Linked DNA regions of Homo sapiens: region 2 is linked to region 1. The links are chromatin loops, found by intact Hi-C in ENCODE. Cell type or tissue: CD4-positive, alpha-beta T cell. All regions are shown on one strand. Each heading gives the region's core, and the rest is flanking DNA. Links, peaks and the distances in the headings are about the cores only.

Region 1 (5,693 bases), core at 1,064-5,063:
TTCTCAGTTTTCTTTTCCTCCCTTTCATCTTTTCTGCTCTCTCCTTTCCTCCCCTTCACTGCCTTTCTCGTTCTCTTTCTTTCCATATCATGAACTGGTAAATTTGCAAAAAGGGACTCCATACTGCTGCCATGTGTAGGGTCCGGGAAACCTGATCATTTTGAAGAGCTAGCCCGTTCTAATGCTATGGTTAGGAAACATCTTACTGAATGTTGCATCTTTTGTGATGTGTGAAATTCCAGAGGAAGTACAGTTTGGGGAAAAAAAGTGTATCCTTGGGACCTACATTAGAGAATATAAATCACAAATCAATATACAGTTCAGATAATACTAGATCGTATACAGCAACTGCCTGTGACAGCAGTGGGAGGTGGGAAAAGTCCCCTCCCTGTGTGCATTTTGAGAAATACACTGTTTTTATTTGGTACAGTTGCATATTCATTTCTAACAGACTGCATCCTAAAAGAATTGGACTTTTATAGATTCCATGAATATTCAGAGAGTCACCAAAACCAATTTTGTCCTTTACCTTATGTGTCTAGACCCATCTGTCATTTGCTTGCTAGATGGTCATAGTTCTGTATTGTGGCATTTGTCTTTTGAGAAAAAGGTATTTCCCATGTTGATAAGGGGGCATGCTGGTACCTTTGCTTCCCTGCTTGAAAGTTTTCACCTTCAGGGTGGATCTTGGTGAGAGCATGTGGCTAGGCCCTGGCTACTTTGCTGTCTGCCACCAGCTCTCTTAAGCTTTTAGGGCATTGTTTTAGACACTAACGTAGCAAGGGAAGGCATGATGGCTGTTGCCACTAGTAAGTCATAGGGTACTTGGCAAGCTGGCAAAAGCTAGAAGCCTCATTCATTTGCATTTTAATTGGAATGACCATTAGCCAAAAGCCCGAATTTTTAAAATTGTCCATTGAGTCCTTTTTCCCTTTACCCTCTCATTTTCCTGAAGCTGATTTCCATCTCTCTCTCTCTTTTTTTTTTTTTTTTTAAGAGACAGGGTCTTGCTCTGTCACCCAGGCTGCAGTGCAGTGCAGTGGTGTGATCATGTCCTGCTGCAGCCTCAACCTCCTGGGCTAAAGCAGTCCTCCTGCCCCAGCCTCCTGAGTGGTTGGGACTACATGTGTGTGCCACCGTGCCCAGCTAATTTAATTTAATTTTTTTTTTGTAGTGACAGAGTCTCCCTGTGTTACTCAGGCTGGTCTTGAACTCCTGGGCTCAAGCAGCCCTCTCACCTCAGCCTCCCAAAGTACTATGGTTACAGGTGTGAACCACTGCGCCTGGCTGATTTGCATCTTTAGAAAAATGTGTTTCTCAACATTTAAAAACTCATGTCTCTTTGATAAACTTACAAATCTTACATCTCCTTTAATATTATTTAAAATATTATAAAAAGTAAGAATTGTAATAAAAGAAGGCAGTGACAGCCTGAGAAGGATGCCCTTTCTTTCCTTCAGTCGTGTGAGTCATGTGTGAAAGTGGGGCTGGCTTGCTTGCCCCAAGTGTTTTTCCTGTTCTTGCCAGTGACAGAGCACAGAGGAGGTCACTTTCACATCAGGCCTCTTCAGCTGCTTTGTTTTCACGGTCACAACGGGCAGAAAGCCTGCTTTGCAAATGTTGTGTATTTTATTATAATTTTGAAAATGCTTTTTTAGATGACACATGTGCCCATCTCTTCTCTCCAAAGGATTCTGATATGACTCCCATACCATTTCTTACCACCTCACTGCTCTTAATACTTAAACATGAAGAAAGAGACAGAAGAAAGTAATTAAGATGGGATAAGTAAGACATTCTTATTCATGAGCATATTCTGTCTGTCATCATCCCCACGGGGCTGTTATTGCACCTCCTCTTCATTGTTATACCCCCGCCCCCCCGCCCAGATGCACCTGCACGGTCATTTGAGCCCTGTCCTCCAGTCATACTTGGATAAGAGGAAGCCAGCCTCACTGGTTCCATCACAGTTCTAACTGCTGTATAGAGTTCTGTGGTGCCTTAAGTAATACGATTATGTATAGAAAAGCTGGGTGCAACCAGTAGCACATGAAGCACATAACAAATGCCAATTCTGTTCCTTTTCCTCCCCTTTCCAGAATTCAGTGTGTTTGCTTCCAGAACCATCTTTGGGTCTTCTAATGTATAATAAAGAAGGACAGGTTTTTCATAGATGAAATTTTGAGTGGGTTTTATTGATTCACCCATGTGACTCCATACCTGCTAACTCTGGTTCCAGTCCTCCTTCTGGTGAAAATAGGTCTTCTGCATTCTTTTGTTGGTAAGAATAGATGGAGAAGAGAACTAACATTCTTTGAAGATCTCCCGTGTGAGTTTCAGGCAGTCAGGCTTAGTTATTTCATTTGCATCATTACAATGAATCCTCACCACATTCCCATGAGATGGGAACAATTATCTTCATTTCATAGATGAAGAAACGAAACACAGAGATGTTATTTGCCTGTTTTGATCTGTAGCGGTGGAAACAAGATGCAAGGCCACAGCCATTGTTCTTGACATTATATAGAGTTGCTTTGTCGGTTTCGGTGAAAGGTATGATTCTTTAAAACATGCTTAAACTTTTCTATTCTTTGGGTAGGCAGAAAAGGGAAAAAATAGCTAGTTATTATTATCCTTTTGATAGCAAACTCCCTCATGCTACCTAGTAACTATTTGGTATAGGATCCGGGGCAATGCTTGTATGCCCCCAGATGCCTTGCAGTATTTATTTGGCAGACCAAGAATATTATAAGTGTTTACTCTATGGCAGTAGTTATTAAAAGTGGAATTATGATCTCTTTTCATTGTGAGAAATCAATGTCTTTTCAAGAATAGGAGTATTTTAGATTGGCCTAAGGGAGCTTTTCTGGTAATCTGCAAAGGTAACCAAAGGGTTATCTTTTCCTACTTCCACAGAAAAATATTTGGATCCATTTTAATAGGAGTTGTAATAGTGAAAGAATGTGCATACAGTGAAATCTTTTATACTGTTATTTAAAAACAGAAATGTTCACATATAGAAAAAATGAGTAAAAGATATGCTTACAACTTTGAACTCACCATATGTACTCATCATGATGTATATCAGGCAAAATAGAGTTCCATAATTTGTATAATCTTACTCTGGAGTTTGGATTTTAACACTTAAGAATTCATTACTACTACTCTAGTGCTGGCATTCGCCATTATCTGAGGCGTATAGAGAATTCCCTCTCATTGCAGTTGTCTGTGTCCACATTAGGTTTGTTTTGTTTCGCTTTGATTTCTTTTTTACTTTTCAGAATATTTCTGAGGGAAAACAAATCAGATTTGAATAGAAGAATTTTAATTTGGTGAGGGAAATTTGGCAATAGAAAAATGGTTTGATATTGAAAATATGTGCTGAGATAAACAATTATATTAAAAGAGAAAAGAAAAAGGAGCTAATGTTACCAGCTTAACACCATTCAACATGAAAAGATTTGCTACTGAACTTTGTCCTTTGAAACTGCATTTTGAAATTTGGCCACTGGAGGGCGCTGTGCTACTGCAAACCACTTATTCAAGTCAGAAGTCATCGAATCTCTTCATTTTTTCTTCTCAGTAAAAAGATAAAGGATTTATATTCTTGTAATGCCAAATCAGTTCATACTTAACATTCAGCCTTTAGCTGTGGAAACTTGTTTGAATGACAGTAATGGCTTCATTTCAAGTTATCGAAATGTTTAATGCTGTGTAATTTACTCAAATGTGTGTAATCCTTTATTTAACTAGATGAAAATAATATACTGTTAACATTGGTTTTTAGCATTAATTAATGTGACTAATTAAAGTTAAAAACGCTAAAACCAATTTCCCTGTTTTGTTGCATGATGAGACTGTAGAGTTTTCCTCTGGCCCAGACTGGTTTGGGTTCAGTGCTCATCTCCCCACAGCTAGCTCCATCCCCACACGTATCCCTGATGTTTTTGTAGTTAATTTGATTTCAGTGTACCAAAGGCTACTCTTGGTAGCAAAACTGACTAACTATAGATCCTTTTCCTCCTAAAACCTGTCTTCGCAATGACAGGAATCTCCTAACATCACTTTATTATTCCAAAATGAATGTAGCAATGATTGAAATCACTAAATTACTACCAGCACTTAAACAGAGAGAAAAAAGAACAAAGCATGTGCTGAGATCACTAGTCCTGGCAAATAGGAGATGAGTGAGACCTCATTTTCCTCAGGAAAAGGGAGAACCTCAGTATTCCTCCCAAAGACCCCGTCAGCACAAATATTGTTGCCATCCACTATCAATAATAAGGAAAAACAAAACTAAAAGCCCCTGCTGTTTACAAAGTCTTAGTCTGGTCTTGGAAATTGGGTATAAGTCAAAACCAGGTAACACGTTTCTGGCCGCCTGCATCTACTGCTGTGATGTGTTACATTAAAACTACCTATTACAGTTCTGTGTTTGTAGGCATAAATAATTCTTTCTCATTAAACATTGCTCCTCCAGGGTTTCAGAGAAAGGAACGTTTTTACCCAGTGTAATTGTTGATAAATATCCTTTATTCAAAGTAATCGGTAGGTTATAGCACACTTTCTTATTATTTTAAAACTCATGGAATTTTTGTATGTAAGTTGAAAAATTTTTTTCTTTTTTGCTTTAATGAGTAGTATTGAATGGACAATTTTTTAAGGGTTAAAAATGCAGAAGTATCTTATTTTTAGATCGAATTCTAGATTAGAATTGTCTAGGTTTAAAGAACAGCTATAAACATAATTTGCCAACTCCTTCACATAGTATTTTATATCATCATGTAATTTTTTTATGCAGTGGTACTGTTTATTTTGTGAATAAAATCTTAAATCGAAAGTGTACATTTAATTTAGAGCAAAATGCAACTTTATTATTAGCATATTGACAGTTTTTTGGTTTATCAACACTTTAAGAAAAGAATTGATATGCTATTTGTGCCACATTATAATTTTCCTTACCATAAAATGTCAATATTATACATACACACAAAATAGTTCTCTTAGTTGATTAAAACAAATAATTGAAATAAAAAATTATGTTTATTCTTACATGTATGCCATGTAGCACTTTAAGGAGATGAGTTTATGAAATTCATGAATGAGAGGATGATGTAAGTTTAAAAATCATTATTTTAGTTGCTTTATTCTTCTATTTTAAATTCATAAATAACACAGGTGGCCTGTATTTTGAAAAGAGCCCTTTCCTCCATTTGAACTTTATAAACACTGAGGCAGTAGGTGTAAATATTATCTCCATTTTATATTGAAGGAAATGGGGCCATAGGAAGATGAAAATTACTTTCCCAAGATCATAGAAATAGCATGGGCTAAAGCTAGGGCTGAGCTTCAGTTACCTGCTCCTGGTCAGTGTTCCTTCCTGCACATCTCCCTCCTTTAAAAACTTAGGGTGCAGTCCTGAAGGGGTGCTGTTGAACCCTGAATGGAGACTGTGAACCGAGATCCCAGGAGAGGCCTTTGGATGGAAAGGCTGGCCTTTGTTTCTTTGTGTATTATAGATTGATTTAGGCTGTTTCTGTGGGCCCATTTTCTCATCTCTAAAGTGGGACCCGGTTAATCTTTTTTCAGTTGTATCCACAACAGAGTAAACAATAATGGAGATTTAATTTATTGAGAACTTTGAGCCTGAGGGTAAAAGCTATTTGTAGTGTAGTTTTTGCCCTTCTGTGTTT
Region 2 (5,693 bases), core at 919-4,918, 910 kb after region 1:
GAAGCCCTTGGTCATTGCCACAGCTGACAGGACCAGGAATTAGCTACCCTGGTAAACCCAGCTATCGACTGCACCCGAGCGGCTACACACCACTGGAGCAGTTCAGGGAGAAAGCCACCGGCATGCTCACCGTATGTCTCTGGCTCTGTTTCCTCTTTCTGCTTCCCCTTCCCCACCTCTGAGTCTCTGTGTTCTGCTCATGCCAATTCCCCTTCTGCCTGTCTCTGCCCGCTTCTCTCTGGGCTGGTCTCTCCGAGACTCTGTTCCCTTGGCTGGCATGCCCTCCACCTCCCCTGATGGTTCAGCAGAGATGAAGCCGGCCTGGCTCATGGGTGTGGGTAATGTACTAGTGCAGGAGAGTGGTGGGGCCCAGTCTGGGTGCAGGAGTGAGAGGCATTAAGGCCTTAAAGACCCCTCATTCATGCCCAGGAGAAAGGCTATCCCAGCTCTGGGAAAGGGTGGTGGAGAAGGCTGTGGGAGGGGAGTCCTGTTCTACAGGCAGAGCCAGGATTTGCCCGGGACCCCAGGAACAGGGTAAGCAATGCTCACCATTTCCCAAGGTAACCAGGATAGAACGACCCTTCCCAGCTCCTTCCCAGCTCTTTCTCAGCCTCCATCTCAAGGAGACGCAAGGGGCTGGGGCGAAGGGTGTACAAGAGTTTCTGTCTACCCAGTGGGTCTCTGAAGAGCAAAATGGAGGGGTGGCGTGTATTAGTTTCCTTGTTGCAGCTTTCACAAATTACTACAACCCTTGTGGCTTAAAGCAACACACATTTATTTTCTTATAGTTCTAGGAGTCAAGAGTCCAAAATGAATCTTATAAGGGCTGAGAGGAGTGGCTCACCCCTGTAATTCCAGCACTTTGGGAAGCTGAGGTGGATGGATTGCTTGAACCCAGGAGTTTGAGACCAGCCTGGGCAACATGGTGAAAACCCATCTCTACATAAAATACAAAAAATTAGCCGGGTGTGGTAGTGCATGCCTGTGGTCCCAGCTACTTAGGAGGCAGAGGTTGCTGTAAGCTGAGATCATGCCACAGCACTCTGGCCTGGGAAACAGAGTGATATCCTAGCTCATAAATAAATAAATAAATAAATCTTCTGGGGCTAAAATCAAGGTGTTGGCAGGACTGCATTCCTTTCAGAGGCTCCGGCCCAGGGCGGGGGAGGGGCTTCATTGTTGGCCTCTTCCAGTTTCTAGACGCTGCCAGCATTTTTTGATTTGGCGGCGACATCACTCCAGTCTCTGTGTCTACCACCATATCTCTGACTCTCCTGCCTCTTCCATTTATGGGGACCCTTGTGATGACACTGGGCCCACCCCAGTAACCCAGGATAATCTCTCCTTCTCAAGATCCTTAATTTAATCATACCTACAAAGTTCCTTTTCTATAAGGAATAAGGAATAAGATAGCATACACAGGCTGCAGGGATTAGGACGTGGACTTCTTGATGGTGGCCGTATTCCACCTATCACAGGGGCTCCACACAGGGTAGACTGCTGCAGCCCCGTGAGGACAGAACTCTGTCTTTTCTCACTGCTGTTCCTGCCTTCTAGAGCTTGGGCAAAGTCACAGGATTGCACGGGCTCTGGAGCCACCTGCATTCATTCCTGGCTCTGCCTCTTCCTAGTGGTGATCCTTGGCAAGTCACTTAACCCATCTGTGCCTCAGTTTCTTTCTGTGTAAAATGGGGATAATAACAGTACTACCCTCAAAGGTTTTTTGTAAGGATTCGATGAGTTAATCCATCTAAGGTGCAGAGAAGCATGTCTGGCACGTCCATAAGGGCTCCGGATGGAATGTGCAGTGCCCAGCACATGGCGAGCATGTCACCTACCATCATTCTGATTGCAGTTCCTTCTCTAACGCTTCCCATGGGCCCAGCCCTGGGATAGGCCTGTGGCAACTACCGAAGAAGGCAGGGCATTTCTTGTGCTCAAGGAATTCAGACTTGCATCAGGAATACAAAGGCTCAGCCGGGCATGGTGGCTCATGCCTATAATCACAGCACTTTGGGAGGCCGAGATGGTTCTATCAATGGAGGCCAGGAGTTTGAGACTAGCCTGGCCAATATGGTGAAACCCCCATGTTTACTAAAAATACAAAAATTAGCCGGGCATGGTGGGACACGCCTGTAATCCCAGCTACTCTAGAGGCTGAGGTGAGAGAATCACTTAAACCTGGGAGGCAGAGGTTGCAGTGAGCTGAGATCACGCCACTGCACTCCAGCCTGGGCGACAGATGGAGAAACTCCATCAATAAAATAAAATAAAATAAAATAAAATAAAATAAAATAAAATAAAATAAAATAAAATAAAATAAAATAAAGGCTTATAGAAACATAAAACTTTACTTTTTCTGGAAGGACTTCTAAAAATTATTTCACAAATGTTTGTGCTCTTACGTTTTCTTCATGATGTATCTGTGATCATCACTGGTGCAATCTGCCAAGTCTCTCCAGCTCGCCGCCTTCTGGGCAGGTGGCAGAGTTGCACTCGTTGCCTCCATGTGGGTGGGCCAGGTTCTAGGACTGGTCCTGGCCAATGAGTTGTGAGCACCATGAAAGTGTCACTTTCAGGCCGTGGCATTTAATTCCTGGTGAGAGCGAGACCTTCCAGCGTTCTCTCTTGCCCTCTGTCACAGCGTCTCTGTCAGCCAGTGCTCTGAGTGACTGCCATGAGCACAGCCTCCTGCTGACCCACGACGAACATGGAGAGTAAGAATTAAATTGAGTTGTCTTACGGCCCTGAAATTTAGGAGTTGCTTGTCACCTCAGCATAACCTAGCCTCTCCTGACCGATTCAGCAACTAAACTTGTTTACAGAGGGAAAAATCCAATCAACACCATCACACTATTATTGATGACTCACCATTCAATCACCATCTCTGTACCAATCTATAACTTAAATAGCTGGGATCCATGAAGAACATCCACTTTTGTGCCTACTTTTCCATTCAACGTTTTTTCCCTGCGTGTTTCTATCAGTTAGAACTTGATTTGGTTATTAATGGCAGAAAATCCAAATTAACAATGATTAAACACCCAGGGTTACTTTAATCCCTCAAGTAAAAAGTTCAGAAGTAGGCAGTCCAGGGCTGACACGGTGACCTGGTGATAATGAATCAGCTTCCTTCTTTCACGTGACTCTGCCATGCACAGCAGATGCCTTCCTCCAAATGGCCCAAGGTGGCTGCTGAAACTCAAATGATCACAACTGCATTCCGGCCAGCGGGAAGGAAGAAAGCTCCAGGAGGGGCATGCTCCTCTCTGTAATGACATGTGTCACAGATGACTGTTCTGTTTATATCCCTTTGGCCAGAACTTGGTCACAAGGCCACACCTAGTTGCAAGGGATATTGGGAAATGGAATATCTCTTCTGGGCAGCCATGTACCCTGCTAAAGTTTTTTCTAAGGGTGGAAGAGAGATGGATCCAGGGAGGCAACCGGCAGCTGCTGCCACAGTGTGAGCTGTTATTCCTTCACGTATAAATTCCATGGCTTAATGACCAGTTTGGACCTTTCTAGTTTTTTTCACATTCCAGATAATCATATTAGTGCAAATTGCTTTTCTCCATTTGTGTTATTTCTTTGAGATTTATTTCCAAATGTGTGATAACCTGCCAAGCCGAAGGGCATGAGTTGTTCTCTCCGGCAGTAGCTGCTGCTGTTACATTTTGCTATAGCCCAAACAATAGAGCTGTGGAGAATTTAGGAGCCAATGTTCCCGTTTCCTCCCAGCTGGGCCAACATTGCCTCGTACTATTTTCATCTCTTTTAATTAATTTAACATGTGTGTTGTTTAAGGATGTTTTCGTTTTCATGTTATTCACTGGCAGTCAGCTGAGATTTGGGCCCAGGACTGGTTTCCCAACTACATTTTCTCACATATTAACTTTTTTTTTTTTCCAACTGGAAGGAAATCTTTAATGCCCATTTTAGAGCTGAGAAAACTGAGGCCCTAAGGATGACGTCACATGCAGTTATGACAGAGGCAGTACTGCACCCTAGCTTGGACTCCTAGCCCAGTGCTCCTACAAACAGCGTGTTTAAAGGATAAAGGAGGTATATGATGGAGGCTGAAATGCAGTAAGAAAGCACTGGATGGGAAATTGTGGGCCTCCCTAGGTGAGGTTTGTTTTGACTAATTAACCCCCATGGCTTTGTGCAAGCTGCTTCCTTTCCCTGGGCCTCACTTTCCCCAGATGCAGAGTAGGAAGGGTGGAGCAGACCCTCTCCAAGACCCTTCCAGCTCTTGATGGAAAGTACAATAATCAGTGCTAGGACAACTGAGGAGGATGGGGTAGGAAGGTGGGGAAGACAGGGGAGATCCACGGGGCCTAGGGAAGGTGGCAGAGGTCAGGGATGGGGGGTCTGGAGAGGGGCAGGCTGGAGCCAGGGTCTTGTCTTCCTGCCTGTGTTTGCACTGTGCTACCACTGTGTCTGTCTTGAGTTCGGGCTGAGGGTAAACATGCACAGTCTATTTTGGGTGTGCTGGTGAGGACTGAGTATTAGGATGAGGCAGGGTCACTCTTACCTCACCCCAGGGAGGTAGGATGCGGCCGGAGGTGCTTCTCCTGTGGTGACAGGGACAGTGGAGTAATCTGGAGCCCAGGAGGGGAGGCCTCCTCAGGCCTGCTACTAGAAGGCCTGGCCCCCGCCCATTCTCAATTCTCGCAGGAGAGAGTGTTCCCCTGACGCTCCTATGGTCTCTTCTCAACACAGCAGCTACAGAGATTTTTTTTTTTTTTTTTTTTGAGACGGTGTCTCGCTCTGTTGCCTAGGCTGGAGTGCAGTGGTGAGATCTCAGCTCACTGCAAGCTCCACCTCCCGGGTTCATGCCATTCTCCTGCCTCAGCCTCCCGAGTAGCTGGGACTACAGGTGCCCGCGACCATGCCCGGCTAACTTTTTGTATTTTTTTTAGTAGAGACGGGGTTTCACTGTGTTAGCCAGGATGGTCTCTATCTCCTGATCTCATGATCTGCCCGCCTCGGCCTCCCAAAGTGCTGGGATTCCAGGCATGAAGCACCACGCCCGGCCAGAGATTTTTTAAAAACATAAGCGAGGTCATGTCATGTCCCTCCTCTGCTCGGCAGGGCTGCTCATTTCACTCGGAGTAAAGGTGCAAGCCCTCACCATGGACTACCAGCTGCCTACAATCTGGCCCCTCGTGATCTCCCTGACTTTCCGTCCTGCCACTCTCCCCCGGTTCACTCCACTCCCGCTGCCCCTGCCTCCCTGATGGCTCCTCGAATCCCGGGCACTCTCCTACCCCAGGGCCTTTGCTCCGGCTGCTGCCTCTGCCTGGAGCGCTCTTCCCCCAGGCGTCTGCAGAGCTGACTCCCTCACCTCCTTCAGGTCTGTGCTCCACTGTCACCCCTATGGCACTATTTAAAGCTGTCACGCTCCCCCCACCAGCACTTCCCACCCTCCATCCCTGCTGTATTGTCAATAGCACGCATGCCCTTTAATATACTATAGAATTTGATTATTTCCTTTGTCCTATCAGCTTTTCTCTGCTAAAATGTGAGCTCCATGAGGCAGAGATATTTGTCTCTTGTTTCCTGATGCACAGTAAGTGCGCAGGGCATATTCATGGAATGAATGAATGAATGTAGTCCAGCCCCTCGTTTCACACAGTGGAGGCAGTGTCCTTGAGCTAACAGAAAAAGTTAGCAGCAGGATCCAGGAG

The links. Peaks named below come from ENCODE experiments on the same cell type or tissue, not always from the same donor. Only the 100,000 strongest peaks of a DNase experiment are listed, where the experiment ranks them.
Region 2: a loop joins it to region 1, with 3 times the contacts of the local background. A loop is called at or near these places in 3 of 110 quality-filtered maps.

What each region holds. Positions count from the first base shown.
Region 1 is chr6:38,491,957-38,497,649 of GRCh38, reverse strand. All of the region lies in intron 6 of BTBD9 (BTB domain containing 9), which reads left to right. Among named protein-coding and RNA genes, the nearest start is that of BTBD9-AS1, 13 kb to the right of the region's middle. In CD4-positive, alpha-beta T cell, for the core only: a CTCF peak has its summit at 3,504 (motif pointing right); a DNase peak (open chromatin) is centred at 3,519.
Region 2 is chr6:37,577,906-37,583,598 of GRCh38, reverse strand. LOC124901313 (a long non-coding RNA gene) reads right to left here. Exons shown (of 2, transcript XR_007059568.1): 2 at 3,037-3,269. Among named protein-coding and RNA genes, the nearest start is that of MIR4462, 25 kb to the right of the region's middle. In CD4-positive, alpha-beta T cell, for the core only: no CTCF peak of the experiment used is centred there; DNase peaks (open chromatin) are centred at 2,478 and 3,168.